2 separate regions of the Mus musculus genome follow, and region 1 is linked to region 2. The links are chromatin loops, found by intact Hi-C in ENCODE. Cell type or tissue: left cerebral cortex. All regions are shown on one strand. Each heading gives the region's core, and the rest is flanking DNA. Links, peaks and the distances in the headings are about the cores only. Region 1 holds the start of Gm4258 (a long non-coding RNA gene). Region 2 has its middle 82 kb from the start of Gm34306.

Evidence for each region. Peaks named below come from ENCODE experiments on the same cell type or tissue, not always from the same donor. Only the 100,000 strongest peaks of a DNase experiment are listed, where the experiment ranks them.
Region 1: it touches region 2 in a loop (2.3-fold over the local background); 2 of 42 quality-filtered maps call a loop at or near these places.

The regions. Positions count from the first base shown.
Region 1 is chr1:137,891,259-137,907,702 of GRCm38, reverse strand. It overlaps Gm4258 (a long non-coding RNA gene), which reads right to left and starts at 9,236. Exons shown (of 3, transcript XR_003948014.1): 1 at 8,918-9,236; 2 at 1-8,275. In left cerebral cortex, for the core only: no CTCF peak of the experiment used is centred there; DNase peaks (open chromatin) are centred at 7,199, 7,355, 8,658, 9,154 and 2 more places; H3K4me3 peaks cover 4,639 bases; H3K27ac peaks cover 4,629 bases.
Region 2 is chr1:137,677,234-137,693,677 of GRCm38, reverse strand. No RefSeq gene overlaps it. Among named protein-coding and RNA genes, the nearest start is that of Gm34306, 82 kb to the left of the region's middle. In left cerebral cortex, for the core only: no CTCF peak of the experiment used is centred there; a DNase peak (open chromatin) is centred at 7,261.

The sequences.
Region 1 (16,444 bases), core at 5,320-13,319, 210 kb before region 2:
CTGTCTGTTTCTCTTAAATTATCGACACTTATCAAATATGACATAAGCACATAACTATAATTTATAAAACTCTCATAGCTAAAAGTTTTCCAAAATGCTATTGTTTGGGATATATATATATATATATATATATATATATATATATATATATATATATCCTTTAGTTCCATGTTATAAAATAAAATTAATCTTTTAAGAGTAGGCAATGTAAAAGTATGTTTAGAGCATGTATATGTTTCAAAGAAATACCTAAACAAAAATATCTATACTTCCTACCAAGAGATGTGGTTTGGGTAGAAATAGCTATTTTAGATATCCTCACAAACATATTACAATTATACTGTAGTAATGTGTTTTAGATTCAGGTTGTAGTAATGTGTTTTAGATTCAGTTATACCTTAAAGAACGGCCATACTCACTGCTTATAAACTACAAAGGAAGTGTGTCTAAGTTTATAGAGCTTTGGAAAATGTTCCCATAACGACTGTGTATTTTTTAACATTCAGCATATTTTGCTCATTCAGGACTGGAAGTTTGCTCAGAGTGACCCATAATGTTCAAGCACTTGCACAAATGTTGCACCTGGAACAAAGAGGAGTGAAGGGGGCAAAGGTCAAAGCCAAGCCTTAATAAGCATCGACTAAACAGACTTCAGACTTAGTGAAAAGTCCAGACGCCCCCTGCAGCGTCATCTTACATCTGATTTTTCTCTTTTCAACATGGAGTATAATCCATAAATACCACCAAATCACTGGCAGCTTAGCCTCGGGTTTTAGTTTAGGGTTTTGTTTGTTTGTTTGTTTGTTTGTTTGGTTGGTTGGTTGGTTTTTTGTTTTTATCTTCTAGAGACTCCCCCCACCCCTTTGCAAAGATTTAAAAATTTAACCCTTTGCATCCCCCTATTAACCAATGAATGCCACGTTAGCTTACATCTGTAACCCTTTCCAGGACAAGAGGTGCCTTGAGTGTTTCCAAGGCAGAGTGCTGGCTGAGGGATTCCTATTTGCCTAAGACGTTTTGAATAACATTCTGATGAATGACTAATGGATCAAGACGATCAAACTTCACAGTCAGCAAAAAAGTGTGTCTTTCATGCATAGTCCACTGTGGTAGACTTAAATGGACACTTAGAGGATGGCCTAGTAGGTCATCAATGAGAGAAGCCCTTGGTCCTATGAAGGTTCTATGCCCAGTATAGGGAAATGCCAGGGCCAGGAAGTGGGAGTGGGTGGGTTGGGGAGCAGGGGGAGGGGATAGGGGATTTTCAGAGGGGAAACTAGAAAGGGGGATAGCATTGAAATGTAAATAAACAAAATATCTAATAAAAAATAAGAAATATAAAAAAATGTAACTTTATTTTGAAAAAACAAAAACAAAAAAACAAAACCTTAAAAGGAATTGCCTTTCTTCCACTTACTATCACAAAGAAGTTAAATTTGCATATGAGTTTCTATATGTGCATATGAGTGCTGAAAATGTCTAAATTTGGAGACTCTTCTAACTTCAGGTTAGGTGACACAGTCTGTCCTGATAATTTTATTGGCTTAATCTCATGGCTGCATGCTTTATTATCTCTCCTTTAACCTTTATTTTCTTTTAAACAATGCTTTTCCTCCAGGAAATATAGTTGGTCAAAGGGAGAACACAGAATAAACTGGGCATCCACCTTGAGCTTAGTAACTGAGAGAAGCCTTCCATTTGGAGGTGGGCTCACTGCAGGAGCTAGATGTGAGAGAAGCTGAGGCAAATTCAGTGGCTTGTTATTTACGACATTGCAGATTTTCAGAATGCCAGAGACATCTGCATGAGCCCCTATATTTATCCTCCCATCTATTCGTATAGCACCACTTCCTTTACAGCTAAGGATATAAAATTAGAAAACACAAGAGCGGACTGGTATGGGTATGATCCATAAGCCTCTCAATGAAAGATGAGGCTAACTGTCAGTGAGCACTAATGGCTGGGTGCACAGCATACTGGATGGGAGGCGTCTACTGTACAGGAAAGATTAAGCTGGAGAAGGCTCCTAAGCAAGAAAACCAGTACAAACAGTGTCCAGGGAGAGCTGAAGGGGGACCTGGGTTTCCACTGGATCTCAATCACAGAGTCATTGCTACGTTTCACAGGACAGGAAAGGGACACCGTGAGGGCAGACATTTTGTACAGCTGCAAAGATTCCGTAACTGTCCATAATTTTTCCTGGACTTTTTTTTTTTTAACCAAAATGAAAATTAGGATTCATGAAGCAAAATCAGAATGGGAATCTCAACCACAAACTTGCAAAAATGAAAACTACTAACACTCACTTAGCTTAATGAGATGTGGCGTTATTGTTGCATTAAATACTTTTAATCGGCCTTGACCCTCACAGAATCAAGACCTGCTTAGTAGCCAATGGTACTACAGAAAAGAGGAAAATAGAAGTAGCTGAGAACTATCACCCTTATTTAAAACTGTTTCTTGATTATTTAGTATGAATGATGAAGAATTTCAATCCCAATTTAATTTAATAATCCCCGTGATCCCATTCTCCATTATTTTCTATAGCCTGGCTCTGATTCATGATTAAATCAACTCCGTGGTTCTGATGGTAAAGATAAGCTGTAGCTAGTTATAAAGTAAAACATTAGATGGCACTTTACTCTCATTTCTATTGTTAGGTCATAGTTTTGATCTCGTAAGATTTTAAACATAGTCACACAGGGTAAGGCAGAATTGGGCAAATTGGAGCAGTGAACTCATATTTGTAATTGGCTTTTCCAATTTTAAGTCAATAAGAAAAATATTTAATATGAGAATAGCTCACATGCTTAAAGACATGATGACAGTCCTCGGTCTCATGTATGGAAGTACAAGTTTGACTCACAGAGAGTTACAGTAAGCTATCCGAACTTTAATTTTCCCAAAGTTTGTAAAAAATTGACTTCATGTACTAGTGGCTTAGACCACAACTTTCAGAACTGTAAATTCTAGCAGTCCATCTTGATATTTGTATAATTTTGACACAAAAATCCTAATGAACGTTACCATTCCTAAGATGTATAAATTTTCAAACATTTGCATGAACGTAGCTCATGACAAAGCATCTCTTTATTTGTCAATCTCTATATTTGTCAATATATTTGTTACATACTAGGCTGTCCCCCATCCCAAATAATGAGTATAACCTTGAATCCAGGGCCTGCACTGCTATAAAGCCTCTATAGGATTTTCCAGTGGCACCAATAATTGATATTTACTTTCTTAATTTCTGTCTGCTTTTAAAATGTGCACCACGAGTTCAACTTTTCTTCTAAGATTTTATGTCAAAATAATGTCAGTATCTCACAGTTTGCCATTCCAAAAACATACTTAGAACATAGTACTTTTAACTGTAAAAATGAATATAAAGATAATGATTTGAGTCAAGAATTTATCCAAAAGAGCGTCTGAGTATAGCTCAGTGGTCAAATCTGTGCTTAGCACACGTTAGGCCTTGGGTTCAAGCCTTAGCACCACAACATCCCTAAAATGAGCTTGACAACAACAAAAAAATTATGGGTGCCTACCAAAGTAGATACCCACTTTCAAAGCATATATAACTAACTTCATTGAACTATATATTATGTATATACATATGTATATACATATATACATACATATCTCATCTTCTATTTCCAGTATTATTGTTAGAAAAAGTATGAATAAACATCAAGGAAAATATTTTTCATTTCTTATCATTCATTTACAATATATCAAAAAATCTTGATAATTAATATTTCCATAAAATTGAAAATGCATGCAGATAATACTAATAAATATCATGTATACATATGACATAATAATGATTTACATAAGGAATGGGGAAAATAAATATGACATTCTATCTTCCTATCTCAATTCAATTGTTATGCTACTATTTTAAGGTACTTTTTTAAAAAACAAAGCTGTGTAAGTGAATGACAATTCTTTTGGATTTTTATGATTAAATGAGAGAATCAGATCAACTAATTTACACTAAAGAATAATCATGCAGTTATTTAATGTTAAACATTTTCAATATTTTCAGCTAGTTTGGATAGGCTAGGAAGGGTAAAATACAAAGCCAGAGCTGAGGCAGAGGCTTACAATGCCTCTAGTGATTTCTGTCCCGGCCCTTCCTCTGCACATGGTCAATTAGAATTGAAAATCCTGTGCTGATTTCATTCGCTGGAATTTTTAAGCAGGTCAGGAAGAAAGATGTTATTGAAAGGAAGAGTCTCATCTAAATAAGAAAGGAGCGTGTGGCCATCTGGTCTTAGCTATACGTATAAAAAGTTATTTCAGCTGAACTAAGGGTTGGTGTTTTAAAAGATGTGCCAAAAATCAACCCAAAATTCATTTATTTGTTTTATATATATATATATATATATATATATATATATCCTAAATGTTTCTGTTTAAACTTCCAAATATGCATTTGGTTCATTTCCTATCTGTGATTCATGAGTCGGTCTGACCCCAGTGTCTCCCTGGGCCTGAGTAGGTTGCAAGCAGAGGGCCAGTCCATCACTTTCCATACTCTCTGCCATCACGAGGGCATCTAACAAAACAGTGGCTCTTTTGTAAGTTATAAAAATCACTTTGATAGTATTCATTCCAATTAATCTTGAGTTCAGCACGCGTTCAGAGTGGAGGTAGGAGATTTGGAGCATAGAGCAGCTGAACCAGTTCCCCTTCTTAGCTATTGCGACCAGAGTTTCCTTCCATCTCTGAACACTGCTTGGGCATCTGTGCACAATAATTTCAGGCCTTTAACCTACAGGGTAAGCTTTAAAAAACACAATCTTTTTCTTCATGAGAGATTACGACCACAGAGTGTACTTTCAGGAATCAACTGGGTGCTCAGAAACACAGTCTAGTTCTGTAGTAATTATTGTTCTGTTCTTCAAATTTGGATTGAAGTTTTTGAGTTAGGAAAGTAGTAGGGTGTGTAGTATCTATAATAATATCTCACCCACTTTACTCAGTACCTGAGCATGATTCTCACTTAGAAGAATCATAACCAGTGGATCTTGCTACCCAAGTTTCATTGTATTAAAGTACAGTCACACTCTACGTTTCAAACCCTCTTGTACAATAACAAAAATAAATTGTGACCACAATCCTATATTCTAGTGTGCATGTTAAATATCACCCACACCTGGTCACAACCCTCAGCTGATGCTGAGGAGCCAGTAAAATCTACAACAAAAAGACTTGGAGTAAGAATATTCTGTGATCACCAAGGCTCTTGATGCATCCCTGACATGAAAGGACATGGGTTGTTTTCTGTTTGGGTACATCTATCTCCTGTTTGTTCTGCTATTTCCAATAAACCATTACCATTGTGTAAGGAGAACAAACTATAGGAAATTGTTTGCTCACAGTTATGTTCTGAAACACCATTTGTTCTTGAACTGGCCTTACGTCGTCCAGCTATTTCAATCAAGTCCATTATCTTCTTGTCTTTGAAAGATGCCTTTCTAGTAACCTGTATCCCCAGAGGGCCAGGTCAGGTCTGCCTTTTAGAAAGTAGGGTGGAATCAAAAACAGCTTGTTCATTTTCTCTCTTGGAGAAAGAAATTAAATTATTTTTCATCAGGCCAGAACTTCAGTGTGTGTTGGGAGGGAACCTTTACACGAAAATAGAAAGTCATGCCTTAGAAAAAGTTATTTACTTGTTTACATTGGAGTGTTACGCCACAGAAATACCAGTCAACTTATATAATTTTTGTAAGTACAAAATGTGTTAATTCTTCAACTGTATGCTTTTCTGGACAATAATCAAATGAAGCAGTAATTTTTTATTCTCTTGCTTTAAAACAATCACATAATACATTGGCAAATAAATCCGTTGTTCTGTTGATCCTTTACTGCAATTGTTCACAGACACAGGCTTTCAAAATCTTTTCTAAATTAGAAGTACAAAGAATGAATTTCAACGCTTACAAAACTGAATATCAAATGCCAGGCATGTCTGAGCTAGCAAACATATCATAATTCCTACATTATTAATAAGTTACATATAAAAACTTGATAAGGTGTAGAATGCATGTGGAATTTTTCTCCATCTCTATCTCAAATTACAGGGTGGCAAAAGAAATTATCTTTCTTCCATTCGACATAAGAAAAATAAAATAATACCATATGTATGTTAATAAAGATCTGAGGACTTGATTGGTAGGTGACTCTTTAGGGAAGACCCCCAAAGTAGAGATGAAAAATATAGAGTGAACAACTGCACAAACACTGAATCCAAGTTCCAGCTAATCCAGAGACATACGCACAAAGGCACAAAATGGGCATCGCTTCAAAATCATTTGTATAAATGATTCTTTCCTTGAGGAATTTTAATAGTAAAAATCAATTAAAAGTAATCGCAAATGACAAATACCAATTCATAATGACTATTACTTTTGTAAAATTTTGAGCCAAATTATTTTAAAACGCTTTTCATTTCATCTATTCATATTGAAATCTAGCCACATGTATAATCAGCATGTTAATAAGGCGTACTAGAAGCACAGAACTCTGGCTACATGACTATATCATGATAAGCACACCCATACTGCCCCGTAAACACATCTGAGAGAGAGAGAGAGAGAGAGAGAGAGAGAGAGAGAGAGAGAGAGAGAGAACTCTGAATAAAAGACTGCTTTCCTATGTCTGTTGGTTAACCCCGCAAACACTTGAACTTCCTATGGGCACACACCCAGCAGACGCTGGCGTCTAGGTGATTGAAAATGTTGCCCACAAAGGCAAAATTTTATCTGTGATGACATCACCAACTAACCTGGCTTCGTTGTGATAGAGTGATGTGTTTTTCTGGCTCATGTGTGCGCCTTAAGTGTGTGGGAGACAGAGAATGAGAAAAAGACACAGAGGCAAAAAGAACGATGCTTACAGAACTGCAGCCTCAGAAACCCTCTGCAGCCCTCTCAGCAAGGCTTGTAAGAACCTTCCCACAGACCTCAGACTTCCCCCCCACCCCGATCTTATATAGCTTAAGTTTGTTCAAAAATGCATTCCCCACACCAGTGAATTCTGTTTCGTTTAGTTAACACACTGTAAATCCTCAAATATTCTGCCAGGATCCGTGGAGATGGGATTTCCACACCAAATGAGGCGTGTGCTTCTATGCGAAATGGTGCAGGAGTTGCAGTGTCCCTGGAGACCTGCCTTCGAGTGCTTGAGACATCTCGGTTTTAAAGGCAATGAAAGGGTTAAAAATTGAGTCTGTCTAGGGTAGGAGAAAGGGGATATTGTTGTCTTTAATCTTTCCGCAGTATGTGTACGACTTCCATCCCGGATCTGCACATAGTGGTGGAAAGGCTCGGCATGCATTGCGTGCAAGCTCCTTGATTGTAGAAGGGGGGTGGGGGGGGGGGGGACCTGGCTGGAGTCCAGACAGGCTGGAGCTCTGTTGATCATTATGTCTAGCCTTCAGGTGTCTCAGCGCACAGTGGGCGGCAGTGGGGGAGGTGTAGATAACATGAGAGAGCAGACAAAGAAAAACTGGTGTATTTTTAAAAGATTATGTGAAATTCTGTGCTCAAGCCTCCTTTAAAAAAAAATGATTCCTAATGTCTTGGACTTTCATAATTACAGCACCGGCTCGGCTCTGGCACCTCTCTAAGCCGTAATTAGTTCTGTCTGGAGCCTCTGAATAATTCCTTTCAATAATTGATGGAGTTAATATTCTCTTTTAAAAATGGGGAGGGCAGTGTGTTCTTATAAACTCTCTTTCTGTCAGAGTCTTTGTTGTTCAGAATCTTCATCAGTCATAATCACACTGATCTGATTTGCAGTTTCATTTCTTATGAGACCAAACATAACTTTTTAAGGATTTAGATGATTCTAGAAGGAAAGACACAATCCAGCATTGCTGGATTACCCTAGTTGACTATGAAAAGAAAGCAGTAACAGGAACAATTTCTACCATTTGTTTCCAATTGTTTTTTTTTTTTTTAAATGCTGCTTTGAATGTCACTTCTGTTTAAAACTCCATCAAAAAAAAATCTTACCATAAATACAACTTAGATGTTAGCTATAGCCTTGCCTCCTCCCGCAGGAAGACATTCTAAATTATTTTATTCTTTGAGGATTCTTCTATGAAGAAGCTTCGGCATGCTTCCTCCCCACCCCCCACATCCTCACCCCACCCTATTAGGAATTTTAAAAAAATCTTTATATGGAGGCCTGGCTCCTAAGACAGAAAGCTGTCTTTTCCTTCTCCACACTGGCCACTTTCAGCTGCCGTCACTCGTGCCCGGACCTCGTTTCACATTTTGTGGACAAAAAAAAAAAAACAAAAAACAAACAAAAAAAAAAACAAAAAAAAAAACAAACAAAAAACAGTTCAGTCTCTGTCATTATTGTAAAATTTAAAACACTTCAAAAATGAATCAAAAGAAAGCCCTGGCTTGAAGCCATTGTTCAGATTTAAGAGCTATTTTGCCTCCAAGTGTCTTTAGCAGTCTTTCATGGCTAATTATAATAACTGTCAGATGTCTGGAAAGTGTGGGGTGCCCTAGCCAGTGGAGTCAGCAAAGTTTGCCTTTTATTTTTCCTGGGGACAAATCAAATCTGATTAGACATAAAGAGCGAAAAGAAGAGAACTAAGTACACATGTGTGTGCCTTCATTTTTTTTCCCTATGAACAAAGCAGCATGCTGGAGCAGTGTCCCAGTGCGGAGTCTCCTACAGCTACTCTTCAGAAAGCCTTACTTTTCTTTTTAATTCTTTATCTTTCACAGAAGAAAGCATGCAACAAATGCTCCCCGGTACAGTTCCCTGCCCTTTGGCTACCTTTCAAACTACGCATAAAAGGATTCCCTGGCAAATCTTCGAGTATTTGGGGCTTCTGGCAGAAAACTATTTTAATCAGCGCACTTGACGGAAAGAAATGTATACTTACAATTTTCAAATGCTGCTTCTTGCTCTAGTTCCTCGTCCCTGCAGGGCGAAGCCGAGGCTTCTCTCCGGAACAAACTGCGGTGCAGGTGCAGAGTCTTGTTTGCATGCCCAGGAAGGGGGGGAAGCATTTCCTAAAGTCACTCGGAACTCGCTACTTGTGCTCAGGCATCCCTGCTCCACCGTACTATCTGCAGTTCTGAATTGAACTAAATTAGAGCCCATGCGAAAGGCAGGGGCAGGCAGTCATGTGAGAGACACGCCGCCATCCTATTGGCCACAGAACCATAGCTTAGGCATTCTGCCTTTTCCACTATTGGTGAAGAGTTAAAACTGAAAGCATTTAGATCCTCCTCTCCTGCCTATTTGTCCTTTATGTGTGGAAGAATGACTGTAGGATTTCACAGTGACAGATCAGTTAGGAGTCACTGAAGTCACCCTCCCAGAGACTGTGGGAGGGGGTGAGAAACTCAGCTTTTGCAAGATCCCCCCCCCCTTTTCATCCCCTTGACCTGCAATTTTGTGTGTGATTTGCCTTCAAGAAAAATGTTGTTGTTGCTGCTCTCCCTTCAGCTCCAGTGATGATAGAAATAGATTATCATTGCATCCCTTTGCAGAATTTGTCAGGCTGAGGAGCACCAGGATCAAGGACTTCCAATGATAAGTTTTCTGATTTTATTTTAAAAACTAAGAAGGTTTTAGTGCAGTTCTAAACCAACATACTGAATTATTCATGAGTGACACCGGCAACAGAATTAAGGTTTTTTTTTTTTTTTTGAGTCGTTAGCTCATTCTGTAGAAAACCAAGGGGAAAGTAACGCTGAAAATATCAAAAAAGCAAAATGCCAGGGAAATTAAATGAGAAACTCAAACTAAGTCAGCTAACGTGGATGAGGAAATACACTCTTCTCCCTCAAATTCCATCTTTAATTACCTCTTTAAGCAACATAAAATGTCCATAAAACTTGGAGACAAACTGTATTTTCCAGTTATCCAGGGGGATATTTACACACCAGGGTTCTTAAAACACCTGAGATATTTGTCAAGACTTAAAGCTTAAGGTCCCATAAAATCATCGAATCCCACTCTCTCAATACCGAAGCATGCCTGACAAATAATGGCTGCCTTGTAACACTAATGCCGAGTTAAACCAAATGAAAGCAATCTTGCTGCAACATCATCCTGCCCTTGCTGACAATACCGCCAAAGAGCCAGTCACTCTTATATGTAGTCAGTCTTTAGGATAACCCAGTCTCTTTTACTACTTGCATTTCTCTACGAGAAACTCACACTTTCCTACAATGGCATCTTTTGGATCTTACCCCATTATTTATGTCTCTATGAATAGTTACGTTATTTAAGGGAGCCTTACTTTATGTCACGGATGTAACAAGACTTCACATCTTTAGTCCATCTTCACAACAGTAACTTCATTAGCTTTTTGCTTATATTTTATTAATATTTTGAGAAATTCTTAGGATATAATTTGATCATATTTACTCTCTCGTCCCCCACCTAACTCCTCAGCAGTCTACCCCCATCATTTGTATCTCTTTCTGTTGTTTTCTCTCCTTAAACAAGCCACATAGTCCAGTTTATTCACTGGTATGGGGCCATCCACTGGAGCACAGTTGATCTACCAGCAGCCACACCCTTAAAAAAACCAACTTTGGGTTGCCCTGAAGTTGTTGGCTGTTGCTCACATTTCATAGATGAGGAAATGAGCTTCAAGCTACTCCAGGTCCTGTAGCTGGTAGCTCGTGCCCTGTGGCACTCATTCATTTACATGTACAACTCTTATTCGTCTATAGAGACAGCACCGGAGTTCTCCCAAGGTGTCCACAGCATCATTTGCCTTGATTATTTCCTTCCTGGTGTAACTAACGTATTTGAATATCTATGCATAGCTATGGGATATTCACTATTCAATGTAAGCTAGGTTCAGATTCAGGTAAGTGGCCCATAAGGGACTGGAAACACAGGTTAAGGACAACTGTGGAACCACATTTACATCTGAGCCCTGCAAAAGGTTCAAACTGTAGCTTATGGCCACAGGAGCCTGGAGTTTTCTAGAGTGTTGTTCCGGCCACTATTACTGGTCCAAATGTTTGAATGCAATGCTTAGTAGGACAACAAGCCCTAGAAATGTTCAAAACAGGAGTCAAAGGGTCCATCTCAAGCTGGGAAAGTCAGGGGGCAGCCATTACCCCTTGCACTCTTTCAGAGAGGGCAATTAAATGCCTCTGTGCTACTAAACCTCACCTATAAATTTCAATCTTCCAAATAAGTCATCCTCTCTGAAATATTTTAAAGCTCACTGCTTCTTGTCATTGGAAGTATTCTTCCCTTTTTTGTCCTGTATACTTTTTTTTTCTTTATCTCTAAGGATTTTTTTTGTTGTCGTTCATTTCATGCACTGTGTTTCCTCTGGTTTCTTTACAGATATGTTTTTTGTAGTCTCCTGTATGACTTTAGTTTTCACTCCACAGATTTTAGCATACGGACAGATGGCACTTATGAATGCTGCATTGAAGCAGACTTACTGCAGGATCTGATGAAGAGGAATAGCTGTTCCCCCTTCACCCCAGAACTGTCAATTACAGTGTGATACTGAAGAGTGGTTTCCATTTACCACACACTGAAATTGTAGATCTTGTAGACCACACAACATCCTTTCCTTTGGATGTCTCAATCCCATGAACACAACACTTTCAACATCAAAGTGACTGGCTCTTCCCTGAATTTTACAATATCTCAATGAGAGTATCAGTGTCTACCAGAGAGCCAGGGTGACATGGAATTAAGATCCAATCTTTCTTCGACAGACATCTTCGTATCTAGATAACTAGCCTCCCAGTATTACACATCTCTTGACTTGCTCTGTCCCATTCCAGATGAGTGTTCTGAATTATGCATTTTGGTTAGGACTATATCTCATCTTGTCCCCAGCCATATGGAAACTCCACCCCTTTTTCTATTGGTAGCAATGAAAATAGAAATAACACCAATAAGTTCATTTCATGATGATGTGTTGTTCTCAAAATTTCAAAGTCATATGGATGTACTTTTGAAATGTACTCAGATAAGCATTTTAAAAAGTTTTAGTCTTATAAAAATATGTGTGTTCAAGGCAATAATTTTTGCTTCCAAAGTGCAGACAGAAATCTATTTGAAAATGAAAGTTTTTGATGGCAGAATTAGACATACTAAGTTACATGCCACCAAATAAGCCTGATACAAAACGTGTTGTGAATCCTAAAATGTCTCCAAGTAACCACACTTTTCAGTAATAGTTTATTATATTTATACCAGAGTCACTACATCTCAAAGCCCTTTTACATTCATCTCCTATTTATCTAATATCAAACAATCAAGGCAGACGTATAAGCATTACCCAATTAATACAGGAAAACTAAAACCTGGAAAATTCTATGACATCTAGAAATTACAACATGGAAGCAGATTTATGTCTCTGCACCCCAACATTTAAGGCTACAGTAAGGACAGAATACGCAGTGTTTTACACATGCAAATAACTTACTTGATTAAGAACTGAATTATGGCTTTAAACTTTCATTCCAAAGGAAAAGATTCATGGAAGTTTCTGCCTTTCACACATTTACGTTCAAATTGCTTTCATTACAAAATTAGCTCTTGGTAGTAATTTTCTTTGCTTGTCATGGGTGGTCTGAGTCTTGGGTGGGAAAATTGGGATCAGATGAAAATGAGCTATCTGAACAGGAAGTTTCTCAGCCACTCTGAATTTACAATAAGCACACAGTGGGAAGTGTGGCCAGATCACAGCGAGATGAGCCAAGCACACTACATACAAAGCCTCTTCCTTTCTGTTAAATGCTAAAAGACAAATATTTGGGGGAAACATAGATTTATTTTTTTACCTTGAAATATATAAATGCTTTTAACTTTTCTAGGCTTGTTATTTTCTCTGGAGTACTAAGACGACATTTCTTACAAGTAAGCAAAAGTTAAATAATTTAGACAATGAAAGTTAGCCAAATATACACATGGTTTATTCAGGGCAAAGCCAATAACTCAATATTTTGATTTTTCATTTTCATGTGGCTGTTTTGGCACCAGGTAGAATAGAGAAAATAAGCAATTTGACCAACTGGTATGTTAATCTTTCAGTTCCAAACCCTCAGCTGATTTAGAGGCAAAGTTTATTTCCTGTTTTCCTTTGATTATAGAAGAGCAGCTACAGAGACAGATCCTCTGTTTAGAATTAAGTTAACCAACACAAAGTGACATCATTGCTTCATCAGATTAATAACACACTTAGTTTTAGACAAAAGAATAATTATTTTACGGGAGTTTGATCCTCACTTGTCAATACAACATGCTTTGATATTCACTTACAGAAATGCTTCAAATCATTGTGTCCATGGAGATCTTGAGGTCATGTTAAAATGCTGCCTGTTTTTATAATAGTCTGAAGTATGCCTTAGATTCTTCATAGTAAAAGTCCTGAGTGATGTTGATGCCTCTGGTTAACTGGCTTTCTTCATGCACAAAGCCCTGACATTTATATTAGGACATAACATTAAAAACCAGCACCGTGAGGGCCATGGGGTAGTTGTCCCAAGGAGAGTTAGCCTCTAAACCTTTCCATTTATTTAGCTTCCCCTCTTTTTCAGCTGTCGCCCTCGTTCCTTGTTGTACCACAACTTGCTCTCAAAGGACAGAAAATGGCATCTCATTCACTCACTTAACTTCAAAAGATACCTCTGAACTGGACCCAGAAAGCTGCACCCGTTCATTCTTCACATACCAGCAAACTGAATCTATAAAACTCAGCTGCTCTCCTCCCCACACAACCCCAACATGCAGCCATGCAATGTGCTGGCTACTCCATTTGTCTATTCCAGGTTATCCTGCTTCAACTTCAGTCGTGGTCACATTTTTTTTTTTGAACTCTTGAGTTGTTTCTTTCTTTCTCAAATATTGATACCTTGGGCTTGCTTTGTGTGTGCTTTTAATCTTTTGTGTGGTATTATCATTTTTTCCTAAACAAAACTTGAAATTAACCTGCTGCTTCTCTGAAACATTTCTGTAGTGTTGTTCTGGACTTGATAGGTTAATAACAATCCCTAGGATCATTGTCCTCCTAGACAGAGCCCTTCCAGGTAGGTACAATGAGAGAAGATAAACCATCCGTCTGTGTAGCCAGCAGGGAAATTAAAGGCAATGGGACACTCAGGGAGAAAAAATGGCAAGAGTAAAATTCTTTCATAATCCTTAAGTTAACACTATGCAGTACTTCTTCACTGCCATCGCTGGGCACATGTGCTTCTTCTGACAGGACAGGTACAGTTGATTATGATGGTCCAGATCCTCGGTGTCTAAGAATGCCCATGTGTTTGTGACACAATGGCATGGCAAGGCTGAAATATTATAAACACTACTTACGAGTTGAGTATACTCATGGAAAGTTCTACTGAATTTTTTTTTTTTAACATTTAGGGTTCTTATTTGACAAAGGTTTGTCTTACATTTTTTATTTGTTTTAGAAAATATTCCTGAAACCTCGACAGCAGCTGACTTGACCTTTTGTTTAATAGTAGCTAGCATCTAACAGTCAACTAACTTTAAACAAGTTAGCTACTGACCACACCCCCCAAAAAAAGTGAAACACATCAGAAGACATAAGGGACAGTTTTATTCTGTGACTTGAATTTCTTAACCTGGATAAATTCATGCCATCCTGGCCACAGCAAGTATTTATCGAAGTTTTCATTACGAAAAGTGTTCAAAAGTGTTCAGCTTAGCAGACAGCACTGTAGTTCTGAGATCCATCTATACAGTCAACTCTAACTTCACTTCCAGCTCTTGGGTGGTCTAATGTTGAGATAATTAATTAAGGCCCAGGAAAAGCATCTGCTGTCCACATTTCGTCTTGGATGAGAGAAATTATTTTATCCATTACTTAAAGAAAGTTAATACCCAAAGGCTACACATTAGCACTGTCTTGAATTAGGACTCACCAAATCTGAAAACCAGCTATTCACATGGAATCTACTTTAATAACTTATGAAAATTTAAACCAAATTGGATTAATAATTTAAGGAGAGAAGTTCTACGAGTGAAGCTTAAAAATGTAAAGCTTCACTATAAGCAGTGCAAACAGTAGACAGAAAATGTGTTTTAACATTTGTCTTAAAAGCAGGAGAAAATCCCTGGTTAGCATTTATCAGAATAATACATAAAGGAGGGAATGAAAAACTTAATTCAAAGGTTTGAAAAGGGAAAAGCATTCCCCAATCCTCCACATTAAAAAAAAAAAAAAAGCCACTGTGTCATAGTCATTTCCTTTTTTTGAGTTAAATTGTCTTTAAAAGTAGTGATGGTGAAGAAAGTGAAAACTCTTCCATTTTCCTGCCTCAGGAGATGAGTGCTGTTTTGAAAGTATTTTATTTAACCACTGCCATTAGGGAGTGGTCCAGAGGACGAAGAGCTATGGAAACACCTCAGAGACACAGTCAGGTGGGAAGTGTGCTAGTACCTGAGTCTCAAGTCTGCATGGGAGGAGAGTAAAATGGAATCATGGAAGGATCTAAAACTTGAGTGCTGATGTCACAGGACAATTCTTTAGGTTACAATGTGTGATCAAATAAAACTCCACCCTTTAAAACTATAAAGGGCGTCAGGCTGGTTACTTGCACTGCAGCAAGGTACAGCGTTTCAGTCATCCTGAGAGGAGCATATTTTATCTCAACTGGTTCAATACCCCTTGATCAGCTAACACTGACTAGATCTATTGGATCCTTCTAGATCTGTCTTCTAAAATCCCCATTGTGGGTAGCCAACTAATGACTGACCCAAAGTGAGACCCATCCCATGAGAGAGACCCAACCCCTGACACTATTAATGATACTCTGCTTGCAGACAGGAGCCTACCATAACTGGCCTCTGACAGGTTCCACCAAGCAACTGAAGGAAACAGATACTGAAACCCACAGCTGAACAAGAGGCAGAGCTGTGGAGAGTGGGGTCTTGTGGAAGAGTAGAAGATTGAGGGAACCAGAGGGGTCAAGAACACCACAAGAAGACCTACAGAGTCAACTGATCTGGGATCATGGGGGCTCACAAAGACTGAACCACCAACCAGAAAGCATGCATGGGGTGGACTTGGGCCCCTTACATATATGTAACAGATGTGCAGCATGGTCCCCATGTGGGTTCCCTAACAATTGAATAGAGGACTGACTCTAACTCTCTTGCTTACCTTTGGATACCGTCCCCCTAGCTGGTCTGCCTTGTCTGGCCTCAGTAGGCTAGGATGCACCCAGTACTGCTGAAAGTTGATATGCCAGGACAGGTTGGTATCCATGGGGGTCTTCCTTTCTCACAGGACAACGGAAAGAGGAAATGGAGGAAGGGAAGAAGAGTGGGACTGGGAGGAGAGAAAGGAGGGAGCTGTGATCGGGATGTAAAGTGAATAAATACATAAATAAATTGAGCGGGGAAGCAAACCCTATTGCAGAATTTCTCAGGCAACAGTCCTCCGTGGTCT
Region 2 (16,444 bases), core at 4,064-12,063:
ACCTCCTGTGAGAGATAAGTAGAGACACTTGTGGTCATTATGCCCAGTCACTTCGGTTCTAAGGACAATGTAAAGAATTGTTGGAAGCCATTTGTCAAGCCATTCATCAAGCTGAGAGAAAAGAGCTGTTGACCAAGAGGTAAATAAAAACTGTCCACTCTATTGCTATTGTTCTCAGTAAGAGCAGATTCTGTGTCCATCACTACAAACTTACAATCAAAGCCCAGAAAACTAACAGAGGAGCTTAAATGTGATATTTGGTTCTGATTAAATTGTTGATAAAAATGCACAAAGTAGTTAGAGAAGAAAACTGAAACCAGCAATTGGGGAATACAGATCTTTAACTGTCCATGTGCTTTGCCGTTCTTTGTAATGGTTAAATTTGTGTAACATCTTGCTTGGACCGCAGGGTGCCCAGATATTTAGTCAATTTTTTCTGAGTGTCTATAAAGGTGTTTCAGATGAAATCACCATTTGAAATGGAAGGCTGACACAGGTTATCTGCTCTAAAGTGATAGCTCCACATAGTCTGACAAAACAAAAGACTGATTATGAAAGAAGTCACTTTTTTTGCTTCATATCATCAAAATGAAGCAATCTACCTTAAACTTGGGCTAGAACATCTGAAGATGCACATATGCATACATGTGATTTGGATTATAGAACAACTGATTAATCAACATGCTTTCTTCACATACTTTGACGATCTATAATCAAACAAAGAATAAATATTGTCTTCCACACTAATGATTCAGTTATTGAAAACAGTTTATGCTCATAAGATTACTACATTAAAAAGTGAATTAATGGATTCTAACAATAACTGATTGATTAATTTTGTAATGCTACTGTATCTAAGGACAACTAACTTAACGGCCACAAAGAAAACAATTCCACATGACAGGGTGAGCTCACCCACTTTGTCCCTGTGCCAATGGCTCATGGCGCTTCTGAGAGGAAGGAAACAGGCCCCCTCAATTATGTCTTGCTCAACTCTGTCATTTATACCATTAACCTATGTTTAGTCAGACTGCTTTCAGAGAGCCTGACATCTTCCCAAGCAAATGCAGCTCTTTTCACAATCTCTTCCCTCTGGAAATTAACTTAGATTATTTTCAGATCATTAAAGCTGAGGAAGCTTAGCAGATATTAGGCTCTAGTTCTTTGGAATAGAATAATAAAAATGTGCCTGAGACAAAAGCTTACAGGTAAACCCAGTAGGACAGTTTCTTAAGTGTCTACATGAAAAATGCACCTTAGAGCACCAATGCACATATGTTTCTAAACATCACTAAGGGAAGCCTACTCCTGGCTTTTCACATTGTCAATAGCATTCTTAAAGCACTAGGAGGAGGAGACCCATTAAGACACTGCTTCTGATTTTTATTTTGAGAGTGTGGAGCATGCGTGATGGAGATGTGTCAATTCAGGTTCATTGATTTTAGCAAATGCACTGTCTGTGTGGAATATTCACAGCATAGACAGCGCTACATGCTTGAATCAGGAACCTCACAATTAACCTACTTTCTGAATAGTTCTACTTTGGGCCTGAAGCTGCTCCAAAAGTAATGTTGATTAAACAAACAAACAACAAACTTGCAAGGATAGTCAATAATTCAACCTGGAACTCTTCAGGGTTAATTACTGTGCATGGCTGTAAAGTAGCCTTTTCAAGTAAAAGTTGTTCTGAGTTTATTGATGGGATCATGAGTACTTCTGATGCTTCTACTTAGATCTATACATAGGGCCACTTGGCATAGTTGGCACACAAAGGAGGCATCTAGACTTCCTTTTCCCTTAGGTCTAGAATGAATTCTAGTTAAAAGAATGACACAGGTAGAACTGGACTTTTCTTTCCAGGAACTTTCTGGTAACGACCCTTTTAAAATATCACCATTCTTTCCCGTGTTCCTCTCAAATACTAAAAAAAAGAAACAGGTCTACATCCCCAGCTGGTGCAGGGTAAGAAAGTGTTGAGAACATCAATGATACATGTGGTTAGAATCCAGAGTGCTATTCAGTTCTTAACCGTATCTCCTAATAATATCCCTCTTAACACTTCCTGCTTCCAAGCTATTTTGATATACGTTGAAAATGACCCCAATATACTTCTTTACCTCCATTTCAGAGTTTTATTTTTATTATTCTTTGGTTACTTAAGCAAACACTCTGTGGCTCCAGCCTGACTATCCAGTGAAAGTGAGGTCTCCTGGTTAAATCTAAATGACTCCCCTGGGTAAGTGTCCATTGACCGTTGCTTAGCGCAGCAGATGGACCATCACATGCTTGACTTGAGGCTCAGTGCCCTGGCTTATGAGGACAGTTGCTTAATTCACAGTGTGACTCCAGATACAAGCTGGAACCATCTTTCAAGAGTGCTCAGCTACTTGGAGAAGCTCTGAATTCGTTATTAAAAGGTCTATACAGAACCTTACAGCAGGTACATAGCCAAGGAATGGCTTCAGTAAGATCATACACTTGGCTCAGTCCTAACACTGAAATGATATAGTAGAGCTCTACAACAAAACAGTATTTGCCAGGCATAACAGGGACAATGCACACACAAACTCACAGCAGCTAGGACTGCATACACAGGAGATGGGCAGCTGGGCAAGATCAAGTTCGGTAAAATCTCATCATGGAAGAGGGGAGAACTCATGAAGCTACTGGCAATTGATGGGTGGAGGTTGAATGGAGTTAGATTCACCGGGGATGTGATGAACTAGGAGAGGCCACGTTCTCCGATAAATGATCTCCACGTCCATGCCCATGCAGGCAGAGCTTAAACAGACTCAGTTTTAAAACAAAGCACATGAAACTGGGAAGGAAATGGGATGAGGGAATAGGGAAGGAATTAGGGAGCAGGAGTGGGGTGAATGGCTTTGATTCAAATGCATTATATGCATGGATAAACTTCTTAAACAATGAAATTAACTTATCTTTAAAAAAAGAAATAAATGGTTAGTTAACATAAATGAAAGAAAATTACTTATTCAGACATTTATTTCTCCTGCTTTTGTATCAATTAATCTGAAAATTTGTTGTAAAGTCCATATATTGCCACATACTTTAATAATTGATAGAAAACACAAAGTGCACCTCTCAGATGACAAAGGCTGCTGGAGAACTGAGTGTTGCCTTTCCTGGGTCTTTGTTTCTTGGCATGGCAAACACCAGGCTCTTCCTGCTGAGCTGTGCGTATTTCTCACGGCCGCTCTCTCGGCTGCCTCTCCTTTTGAAAAGTGAAAAATTGGAGACTTGGATATGAGGAAAGTCTGCCCAAATGTATGCAGTAGAGAATAAAATTAGAATACTATATCATTGGCTGTTTCATATTACCATACTATCGACAAAAAATGTGAGCTTTGAAGCCCTCTCCTGAGCACTCATGTTCTTTGTGTCCCAGAAGCCCTTGAGAGTTTTCTTGAGTAAGAGCAGAAGTGGCAGCAGATAACAAAGTGCACTGAGTCCCTCATGGATGCTGATGCCGGGGAGGATGGGAGGGTCAGAGGTACCACACAGCAACTTGCCAGAGTTGTACTTCAGGCAAAATTCTTAACTGCTCAGACCTCCATTTCAACACCTCATCATCCACTAGTATCTAATTTTAGGAAGAAACAACACGATCTACAGCACATTTTGTAATATGAAAAGGTATACATGAAGTTTCCCATCACTCCTAGTCTAATAGAAGTGTTTTAGAGATATTATTTTTATTTTAGCATAGTTGACTGAGTTAAGACCCAATAGACTACAACATCGACGATGATATAAATTCAATGGTAATAAAATAAAAAGACTCTTAGAAAGCTATCTGGAGCCATTTGTATAGTCTACTGCAGACATTTCTCTGAATTTGAAGAGAAGCTACAGGGCAAGAAAGTGTTCTTTTCCATGGGCCATTGTCTTAGGGTTTTACTGCTGTGAACAGACACCATGACCAAGGCAAGTCTTAGAAAAACAGCATTTAATTGGGGCTAGATTATAGGTTCAGAGGTTCAGTCCATTATCATCCAGGTGGGAGCATGGCAGCATCCAGGCAAGCATGGTGCAGGCAGAGCTGAGAGTTCTACATCTTCATCCAAAGGCTGCTAGTGGAAGACTGACTTCCAGGCAAGTAGGATGAGGATCTTAAGCCCACACCCACAGTGACACACCTACTCCTACTAGGTCACACGTATTCCAACAAGGCCACACCTCCAAACAGTGCCACTCCCTGGCCCAAGAATATACAAACCATCACAGCCATCCTCATACTGCCATGCTGAACCTTCCACTTGCCATAACTGACCTTTTCATTTCTCCAGTACTACAAAGAGATGATGCTATCTGAGTGTTTTCTGTTAAAATGTTGGGAATTTGAATCTGGTGGCATGGCCTGTAATACCAGCTTTCAAAAGACCGAGATAGGAAGACTGACACAAGTTTGAGGTCAGCCTGGGCAAAGTGGTGATTTCCAGACCAGCCAGGGTAACAGAATAAGATCCTGTCTCAGAACAAAGCCCTAAAATGAAGGGTAATGGCAGAAGTCAGTGGTAGAACGCTTGCCTAACATGTGCAACATGTCCTCAGTTCAGTCCATAGATCAACACACATGTGCTCACACATATATTTACACACAATTTTTCCAACGTTGAAGATTCAAGGAAAAATAGCATTAAAAAGGTAAATTAATTTCATGAGAGGAAATCACCAAACTTCTTCATTCCCTGAAATCTCTGCTTCTCGGACATAGTAATGATGAAACCATCATTAACATGGAGAAGAGTCATCCAAGTTCCACCCAGCAAAAATACACTACAAGAATACAGAGAGGTGATTGACAATTAGACAAGTATGGAGTGGCTAAGGCTAACAGAGCACTTTGTATGTCCCCAGCCTACAGGGAGAGAGCTGCACTGTGGTTTTAAATCCGGAGGTTGTCACCATTCTGTTCAGTTTTTGAATCATCTCGTGGACCTGAAAAGAATTCCTCCTCAGATATATTCCCTCCTCAGATGCCTTTTCCCTGCAGTGCAGCTCCTCCCCTGAAAAAATAACCAAGAAGGGAGGAAGAAAAAGAGGGAGGGAGGCTAGGAAGGAGGGAAAGGGGAGGGGAAAACGATCCTAAAATTAGCAAGCCATTGAAAACTTGGGGTCCAAGAGAACTATATGATTGGTCAAAAATAAAGAATGTTTTTCTGCACAGTGCTCTGAGTACCGAGGAATGCATAGCTGTCTGAGGGATTCTCTTTTACATCCTCCCTAATGTCCTCCTTCCATCTTTCATTTGAACCAACCTCAAATTTAATACAAAACACAATTTAGATAACTGCCTCAAAGTGTCTTGATTTTATTAAATGACGATTTAAAATACACTCAATGATATCTAAATATTTTCACTAAACTGTCTCCTACTCTAAAGTCTTTTGTTTACTTTTTCTTTCTCCTGATTTGGATTGTAGATAGTTCTGTGTTCAATACCTGTGGGGACATTTGTGGCAGAAAGCAGCAAACAGAAGTAGCAGCCTTTGGCTTTTTCTATTTTTAATTAATCACTCCAAAGGCAGAGAGAGTTTTTTCCCTCAGAAACACAACAAAAGGGGCTTGCCAGCTTATGACTTGCCATTGCATTCACTTAGCCAATAAGCAAACATTTCTGTACATGTTCCAAACATGCATGGGTCAGAGTGTTATGAATGTTGGGTGCTAAGAATAGAATGTGTTGAAGAGACAAATTCACATTTCATGCAGATTATGGGAACTGCTGGATTTTTCTGTGTCACAAATATAAACCCTGTGGAAGGTGAGGGGGTCTGGATCTGAAGTATCCCCCTGAGAGGTCTGGATTAAAATCTTGGTGTCTCATGCAGCTGAGTCAAGAGGTGATTGGGACAGGACTGGATCATGAAAACTCTGGTCTCATCGATGCATTCATCCATTGGTTGTCACAGAAATGAATATACTATTTAAAGGTGCTGGGTATTGCAGAAAGTGTGGGCAGTTTAGAGGAAGTTGGAGATGGCGAGGTATGCCCTAGAAGCTGTATCTTGTCCCTGGCTAGTACCTCTCTCTTTCTTCTTCTTCTTCTTTTCTTCTTCTTCTTCTTCTTCTTCTTCTTCTTCTTCTTCTTCTTCTTCTTCTTCTTCTTCTTCTTCTTCTCTTCTTCTTTATTCTTCTTCTTCTTCTTCTTCTTTCTTCTTTCTTCTTTCTTCTTTCTTCTTTCTTCTTTCTTTTTTCTCCTCCTTCTCCTCCTGCTTCTCCTCCTTCTCCTCCTCCTCCTCCTCCTCCTCCTCCTTCTTCTTCTTCTTCTCTCTCTCTCTCTCTCTCTCTCTCTCTCTCTCTCTCTCTCTCTCTCTGTCTTTTGCCTATCTCTTCTTCACACCCTCAGTGTTTCTCAGATCAATGAGGTGAGCAACTGCACAGTGCCTGTTGCTTCTCCTTGTGATGCTTGATCTCAGTACTGGCCTAGAAACAATGAAACCACTCAACAGCCAATGAAATTTGTGAGCCAAGGTACTCATTCTTGTCCTGCTTTACATTGTTTCTCTCAGTTGTTTGTCATGGGGCTCAAAAGTCACCTCACACAGAGACACAAACCACCCAATAGAGAGACACAAAGGTGAACGAGTGATACTCCCAGGCTGAGACTGGTTAAAAAAAAAAGTATTTTTCCCAAAGAATGGCCTGCCCCAGAGTAGAAGAAGAAAACACAGCAGACTGCCAGGCTTTCTTTAATTGCAGAAGGCTTCTGCTGGGCTCCATTTCCTAAGAAAATGCAGCATGAAGAAGATGCCTGCTTCGAGAACAACTATTCTTCAATTAACACACACATAACCAGGATATTGCTTCAAATCCACATCTCACAGTGGGCCTTCCCTGTTTCCTTAGCTGTTCTCTGCCAAGGCCTCTGCATGGACATGGCCTTCTGTCCCCCATTCTTCTCCAGTCTCAGGTTTTTTTTGTATTGTTTTGTTTGGTTTTTTGTTGTTTTTGGGGGGATTGTTTTGAGGGTTTTGGTGGGGGTTGTGATTTTGTTTTGGTTGGTTGGTTGGTTGGCTTTTTTGCTGTTGTTTGCTTTTGTGTTTGCTTGGTTTTGTTTGGTTTTGTATTTTTGCTCCTAGTTTCCGCTGTCACTCATGCCATTCGCCCTTCTTGGAAGCACTTTTGCTTCACATTCATTTTGCCTGGTTAATCACGAGTATTCAAATTGGGCATCCCGCTCATCAAGAAAGCATCTGGTCTCTCTAGTCTGCCTCCTGTAATGCAGCTGTAGTTTTGTAATAATTGCGCAGACTGCATTTTGTACACCATAAATGCATCTTCTCATAGACTGAGAGCTCTCTGAGGACAGGAAACATGACCAGCTCTGTAAATCTCTGTGACTTCAAATAATATCTGGCCATACTAGGCATTCAACCGGTGTCTGCTAAGCTTCATGAAATTGCTTACTGAATAATCTGACAACACATCAGGAATCTTTCATCAAGATTCTAATTTTAGAGAATCCAGATGTTTCTAGGCAAGCACATAAATATGCCAGTAACTTTTCAGGGACCATCAGTGTATCCTTTCTCTGATTTAAGGATGTATCAGATACAGTGTCAGAGTCTTGAACTTTAAGAACTATTATTCCTCAGGAAAGACTTTGTAATTAAGTGGATGTACTGTCCAGAGCTGAGCTCAGTTCTAGTGTCATGATTACTATGGTTATCATATACATAATAATGAAAGTATCCCTTGAATGTATCTAGAATCTGAGTGTGCCAGATAGCATCTCATGAGTAATAGCTCTGGATGGAAAAAGGGGTGGACATTATGACTGTCACTTTATAGATGTGAGAGAGAGAGTTGAGGTTCCAAGAGGCCATGATACCTCAAGCATATTCAATTACAAAGCCAGAATTGAAGCCATTTGTTAAATTTTGACTCATGTTGCCTGCTAAAATACCAGAGAGAAATCATGTTTCCAAGAGGAGTTAGGATTTCCCATCTTAATTCCCATCTAAGCATAATTTCAAAAGGAGACACAGGATTTGTTCATAGAACAATGGGAAACAATTATATTTTTGCCACACACCATTGCTTTTACATTCCATAAGTATGTCAGCCAAATTAGGTAGGCTTTAGTCAATGAGTAATGTGGAAATTGTCACTGCTCATTAGAAGTCCATATTGTAGAGAGTTAGTTGTTTTCACACTAATCATATAATTGGCACAGTAGAACTGTAGAAAGTACAAAAACTAGTCTTTTGGGAGCATATTGATCTCAGTGATCTGTAGAGGGTGGCATGTGTGTGCAGTAAGTTTGCCTGTGTGAGTCGGGAGGGTGTCATGTGCAAGTGTCTATGCCTATACTAACTTACCACTTTCTGTAATAAACCAAAGGCAGCTAACCTCTCTCATCTCCACCCATTTTATTTCCTGTTCCAATTTGTCAACAAGTAAGAAGTGTAATATTAATGATATAGTTTTATCAAATCCTCTAACAAGCAAAATTTGAGTATTAAGTAAACTGTGTGCTAGATCCTATGTATTCTGTTACCATAATTTGTAAACTAGCCAGTCTTGGCTCTTCTGTTTACCATACAATCTAATAGAGGAGACAGATATATTCCCATTGTTACAGAAGCATGCAATATCTATCACAATGATAGACCAATAGATCAAAGGCAGCTCAGCCTAGCCAATGAGAACAGGATACTAGAGAGAAATCACATGATCTTAAGTTTAATTATCTTATTAAGCGTCTGCCACATATTAAGTAGTCAATAAATACCTGCTGGTTGATCAATGATAAAATCCCATTTAACTGTTTTAAAACTGCTAGATACAAACTATAATTATATAATCATTATATTCCTTCTTCCAAAGGCATGAATTTGACAATTTCATCTAAACTTATGGAATTACAACATTCATTCTTGATTCATTTCAGAATTTCTCACATCTGCCAATGTTGGGGTATGGCTCTGAGCAGGGACCACTTTCTTTCAGCTCTGTTTGACAAGCCTTTCCCTGCTTGTGCAGTGCAGACAGCCTTGTCTCAGAAGTGCTTCACTCTGAAGGGATAAATGGTTCTCCATGTTATTAGAGGGCAGGGTGCTCCTATTTTAAAAAACAACAACAACAAAAAAAAAAACCCAAAAAACAACTCCTTTCTTGACTGATTTAGACTCTTGCTTCTGTATCCTATCCATTTCTGACCTAGATGAGCCAACTTGAAACAAAAAAATAATGATCTTGACAGTCTCTGGGATTTCTTAGAACCCTAAAATGCAGTGTGCTTCTTTTAGGTAAAGGCCAACAAACCAAAAGCTGACATCCACTCCTCCTTGGAAAATGCTCTCCACACACCTGCTTTAAAACAAATCTCTTTAATTAGGAAAATAAAATCAAATTCCAAAATCGAAAATATTTGGGATTTCCAAAATGGTATAAAAACCTTTTGACAACATACCTTCCTGGTCCTGGAAAATTCTAGTAAAAATAGTATCTGAAGACCTTAACAAATCCCTGAAGGTGCTGTGGTCTTCTGGAGCAAAATGTGAAATGCTTTTAGCCCTACGGGTTGATTTCTGTTTAATTCCAGTTTAAGAATTTCCTCGTGGCTCGGACTATGGGGCTGTGCACTTATTCACTAACATAAATAAGCTGGCAAGCCCAGCTCAGGCACAAATAGTATGCTGGATGCTTAAATGCTCAAATTAAATAAACCCCCTGTTCACTGTGTCCCTTCATCCTCCCTGTTCTTTGATTTCTACCCCTTCCCTCCTTCCACAGCCTAAATAGCAAGATCAAAAGGTGGAAATACTAGTGATATTTTGGAAAGGAGACTAGATGGAATCCAGATGGGTGGAAATTTTTATATGATTTTTACAAACTTGGCCAGAGTTGAACACTGCTGTAACTTCTCTCTATGTCATCTGAGCTTCTTTAGTTGGGTCACTTCCCCTAAAATGTACCTCCAGAAGTATATATTTAAACAATGGAAAAAGAGTTTGTAGAACAATTGATACTGTTCTATCCAAAAAGTCCATGTAGAAGTCCAAGCAACTTGCTCGTTATTGCCAGGGAGGCAAAGCACCATTTTCAACTGTAACCTTGGTGATTTGCTCAAAATCAAACTGGAGTCTAGTGACATCATAGGTCTCTCATTTGTTTTGTTGGTAGTGAATAAACACTCACTTGTTATTAGGTCATGAAAGAGACTTCAGAAATACTCTCACTATGCTTTTGTCATGGAAATAAGCATGTTCAGTTGTTTTTTTTTAATTTTTTTATAAATTCTCTCTGTGTGTATTTAATGATATAGAAGTGCAGTTGTCATGTTAGTACATAAGAACATAGAAATAATATTGCATATCAAATAAAAATGATCACTATTTTGTCCCTATATTTGCCACATTTTAGGTCATTGCCTAAAATATATTGCTATATCTCCATATAAGAAAACAAAAACAAAATCCATGAATATAGTTAATAACTTCTGAAAAAAACTTTATTGGGTTCTCAAATGTTTGTAGATTCATCATCTAGAAAGTTAGACATACACCTGAGTGCAAATTCCTGCATTGACTTCATAAGCACTGACACACTCTCTGTAGATAATACCTGGTAAGTTTGAATTCATTTCTAACATTTAAATCTTGTAGCATGGAAATGGGGCTCATTACATGGAAGCAGTGGCTGAGACTTTCTGAAGCACAATGCACTACATATAAAGCCTGTCTGTCTGTGGTACTTCCAGTCTGGAGGACACTCTCTACGCTGCAGATGAGCAAACTGGTGTTGCTTATTGGTTTTGCTCTTTTTTGTTTGCAGAATTTCAATAGTTGGCATACTGACAGAGTTTTAGTCATTAGCACAGAAGTCTTCCTACCAAACATCTAGCTGAGTAGAGCTGAAGTGTCAGGAAATACAAAGCTACATCTCTACATTATTATTATCGGATATTTTCTTTATTTACATTTCAAATGCTATCCCCTTTCCCCATTCCCCACCTCAGAAACCCCCTATCACATCCTCCATCCTCCTGCTTCTATGAGGCTATACCCCCACCTACCCACCCACCCACTCCTGCCTCCCTGCCCTCACATTCCCCTACACTGTGGCATTGAAACTTCACCAGACCAAGGGCCTCAGGTGGAAAGAACTCAGAAGTACTTCAACAGAGGAATGGATACAAAAATGTAGTACATTTACACAATGGAGTACTACTCAGCTATTAAAAACGATGAATTCATGGCATTCTTAGGCAAATAGATAGAACAAGAAAATATCTTCCTGAATGAGGTAACCCAGTCACAAAAGAACACACATGGCATGCACTCAGTGATAAAATGCTAAATCATATGGACAAATTGCTCTCTCTCAGTCTTTCCCTTTATCCCTTTTTTCCCCTTCTACTTTTCCATTTCTATAAACTGATATACATTGTTGAAAGAGCTTTTTTTAATGAATGCACACAGCTAGGCATATTAGTTAAATCATTTTCAACTCCTTTAGGTATGTGTGTGTGTGTATATATATATATATATGTGTGTGTGTGTGTGTGTGTGTGTGTGTGTGTGTGTGTGTGTATACCTAAGTATATATGACAATAACATATGATAAATATCTTACATATAATATACAATTTTGTTTATCTATACATGAACAAATCACTTATAATGAAAGCATGAGATTCTATTGACTTTGACTTTGTTAGTACATTATTATGCATACCGTCAAAATTAGAATTTAAAAGTGCCTCTCTATAGATATTTTAAGAACAACAATTTCCATCAGTTAAGTAAGACCAGATATTCGTCAATTTTGAGACAAATATATTATGATCTTTTGGTATCTATACTTGAAATGGGGGAAGGGTACTGACACTACTCATAGCTTTGGAAATGAAATAACTTATTGTACATGAATGAAATCTTCAGTTTTTATTCAAATGTCTGAGATCCAAGAAAATAACACATAAGTTGCACTCATAAAATGCATAAGTAAATTTCACCATATTAAATGCTATTACATTTTCACAGAGATAAAATATATTCATGGAAGATAAATTAAAAATAGGTTCAAGACCAAAACAATTACTACTCATTGGGAATCTTGAAGAAATTTGTAGACCAGCAGAACTTATAACAAAATGAGTACATATTGCATGTGAGTATAAACAATTACCATGGCATGTGAACCTTACCACATTGGCCAATATAGAATATGAAGGCAGAAACTTGAGATAGATTTAAAGCTATGGTCATAAGTCAACACTCTCAAGCAGAAACATTGTATAATATCTAATAATTCCCAGTCTGAACTCACGCATTCTATAAACAAGAGTCTGGTGTGTGTTAGGCTACATGTGATGCTCAGTGGCAAGTGAGCCATCTAGCAAAGACCAGTGCTTTAGAAGAGGTTTATTCAACTCTTTCAGCATGTCTCCATTTGGAGAAAATGAAGTGAAGTGGACTGCTTTTACTGTGACCAGTTCAGTCAACAAACATCTGGGTAGTCCTATGAGGTAGGGGACATCTGGATAGTCCTATGAGGTAGGGGAATGCATAAGCAACCAAAGTGAAGATATTCCTAATATAGAACAGTGACTTTTGGTTTACAGCAAGGACACACATGTTTCTTCTTAATCAAGATAATCCAAGTATTCTCCCGTCCTAACTTGTCTGATCCAGAGTTTTAGTCACTTGTTCACCTTCTGTCCTGAAGCCTGGGAAGATTATTCTGCAGAATAAAGTGGTAGGTACTCTGATTCTGTCCTGGGGAAACCAAACAGACTAGCAGAGGTGGGCCAGCCCCTGCTTCAACAGGAGATAGAACTGCCCGTTGCTTGAGTTTGAAAGAATGATGAGTGTTTCTCAAAGACAAAAATCTTATTCTTTCAGGGATATGATTGATCTGGGACAAGTTTTGTTTTCTGGTCACCGGACTGAATGTAGGAGAAAATTCATGAAAAAAGAAATCTGATCAGATCATTGGAAAAGCAACCAATGGTTAACACATAAGAGAGCTATACCCAGGCATGCTTTCAAGTCAACAGAGAGTCCTTCTGAAAACTTTGCATGCAGAGTCTTCTGCATGCAGATGAGACATGGCAATCTTTAGACACCAGCCCCATACAGCTGGGATAAAATCACCCTAGGTCGGTTCCTCCAGACTGATGTGAAGTTCGTCTCAGTAGGAGTCAGAAATCACTACTGACTCAGCAAGAAAGAAAGTCTGGTATGGTGAGGCATTTCCACATCTCCAGCTCTACTTTCTGTCATTCAAGCTAGACAATTGAAGACAAGAGAGATAGTTTTACACTTGAATGAGTTTTGACGTGCTAAGTGTTAAAGGGAACTATACATAATATCCAGAATATATAAGGAACTGAAATATAATCCAACATCAATTTCACAAAATCATTGAATGTGAAAGAATATTGGAAGGGGTTCAACATACTTAGTCATGAAAGTGAATAAGCTCCTTTAACCAGAACAGCTATTATCAAAAGCATAAGATAGTAAATACTGTCAATAATGGAGAAAGAGGAACTTGGCACATTCTTGGTGAGAATTTAAATTAGGGCGACTCTTATGAAAAAAAACAGCATTGAAAGCATCCAGATAACTCAAATTAGAACCATCACAAGAAGCAATAACTATATTATTTGACATACATAAAGAATTGATGCAATCGATATGTTTAACAGATTTCTGTACACTCAGGGCCATTTCAGCACTATCCATTCAGAACAGCCAAAACCAAATCAAGCTGAGTTTCTCTGAACTGATGAACAGAGAAAAATTTGGTACATATGTGTGATTGAATATTATACTGTGATCCTGTCCTTTGTAACAAGTTGGGCTAAATGAGGGTCATTATGTTAAGTAAAATATACCGGGCTCTCAAGATATGTGTCATTTGATGTCATTCATGGAGATCCAGTGCACCTCATATCTGGGCTGTTGAGTGTAAATAGCAACTGTCAGAGACTGGAAGGATACAAAAGAAGGAAAGGGAGAAAATTTGGTGGTAGTACTACTACATTAGGGAAAGATAAGAATTTCCATTGTGCTGTTGCTCTTTATAATAATGTTTTGATAGTTTAAAAAGTGTCTAGAAGAAAGGATTCTATATTTTTTAATGTTTAACCATAAAATTATAAATGTTTGAGGTAATGATGATGATGATGATGGTGGTGGTGGTGGTGGTGGTGTGTGTGTGTGTGTGTGTGTATTTTGGTACCTCACAGTATACATATGAAATTTTATGTGTTTAAAGAATTTTTATCAATTATAAGGAAAAATACAGTTCAGCTTGGATAAGTTGTAGGGAACCTTCCATAGCATTCAAGAGTAGCCCCACAAAACTACCATTTGGTTCTTCCCTCTTATCTTTGTCAGTGTATTTTTTTCCATTTCCATGAATACAGGGCTCCCCAAGTTCTAACTTTGGCTTCATGCTTCAAGTCTCTCTTCCCTTGGTATGGGAACCACACCTGCTTCTGCAGAATCTAGTGACACTGTGCTGGGTGTCACTGGCAAATGTAGATTGGCATCTTAACCTCACGCCTGTCTCAAAGGTCTGATTTCTGAGATTTTTCCAATAATCTGTACCCTACACCTACACACAGAATTTCAGCCTGCTGATGCACCAGGTGCGATGCTTATTAATGGCAAGATGCTCTGATCCTCCAGTCCCTGATGTGGGACATTATGTCATCTCAAATCTATCAGCTATCCAGGTGCTCTTAGCCTGGCCTCAGCTGTAGCCTTCTCAGGTATGACACAATTTTGTTTGTTTGCTTGTTTGTTTGTTTGTTTGTTTGTGTAACTTACCTCTCTCCAAATCTGTTGCTTCCTGAGGAGAAGAGTTGCTAAAATCTTGCTCATTCTGAGATGGCCTTTACTGTGGCTGTTCTTCTGTTGTTTTTGCTTATCATCTAGCTCTTACAATAATTCCATCATGTAAGAAAATATATGATGGAGGTGGAACAGGAGTGCACATTGGGGCAGCACTGTGGTTGCTAAGACATGGGTCTTATACCATGAGCTCAAGGCCTTCAAACAAGGTTTCTCTATTTAGAACTTTCGAAATGATTCTAATACTTCAAAGGTATTTTCTCTACATTTGAAAGAAGTCAGGATCTTGGTTCCAGGACTACACCGAAACTAGTCTCACAGGTGAGAGTGTGGACTACAGAAGCTAACAGCTTCTGGGACAGGCGGGAGCCATAGAGCTTCTGAGACAGCCCCCTTTTCAGGCTCCAGACATCCAGGCACTTTCCCTGCCAGGTGTTAGGTGTCCACCCAGCCTGGGAGGGCTTTGCAGGAGCACCTGGGGGAGCCATCTTGGTTCCCTGATCCCTCCCAGACTAGTCTGTGCAGGTGAGAGTGTGGACTACAGAAGCTAACAGCTTCAGTGACAGGCCGAAGCAACACAGCTTCTGGGACAGGTCCTGTTTTGGGCCTTCATCTTCGGCCAGGAGGGAGGTCTGAACGCCAGATATCTGTGCACCTTCCCTGTAAGAGGAGAGCTTGCCTGCAGAGAGTGCTCTGACCACTGAAACTCAGAGGAGAGATCTAGTCTCCCAGGTCTGCTGATAGAGGCTAACAGAATCACGAGAGAAACAAACTCTAACCAGAAACAACTATAACAACTAACTCCAGAGATTACCAGATGGTGAAAGGCAAACATAAGAATCTTACTAACAGAAACCAAGGCCACTCAGCATCATCAGAACCCAGCACTCCAACCTTGCCCAGTCAGGGGCACCCCAACACATTCAGAAAGCTAGACCTGGATTTAAAAGCATATCTAATGATGATGGACATCAAGAGGGACTTTAATAACTCACTTAAAGAAATACAGGAGAACACTGATAAACAGGAAGAAGACCTTAAAGAGGAAGCACAAAAATCCCTTAAAGAATTGCAGGAAATCTTGACTCTAGCTGCATATATACCAAAAGATGGCCTAGTCGGCCATCACTGGAAAGAGAGGCCCATTGGACTTGCAAACTTTATATGCCCCAGTACAGGGGAACACCAGGGCCAAAAAGGGGGAGTGGGTGGGCAGGGGAGTGGGGGTGGGTGGATATGGGGGACTTTTGGTATAGCATTGGAAATGTAAATGAGTTAAATACCAAATAAAAAATGGAAAAAAAAAAAAAAGAATTGCAGGAAAACATGACCAAACAGGTAATGGAATTGAATAAAACCATCCAAGACCTAAAAAGGGAAGTAGACACAATAAAGAAAACCCAAAGTGAGGCAATGCTGGAGATAGAAACCCTAGGAAAGAAATCTGGAACCATAGCCGTGAGTATCAGCAACAGAATACAAGAGATGGAAAAGGGAATCTCAGGTGCAGAACATTCCATAGAGAACATCGGCACAACAATCAAAGATAATACAAAACGCAAAAAGATCCTAAATCAAAGCATCCAGGATATCCAGGACACAATGAG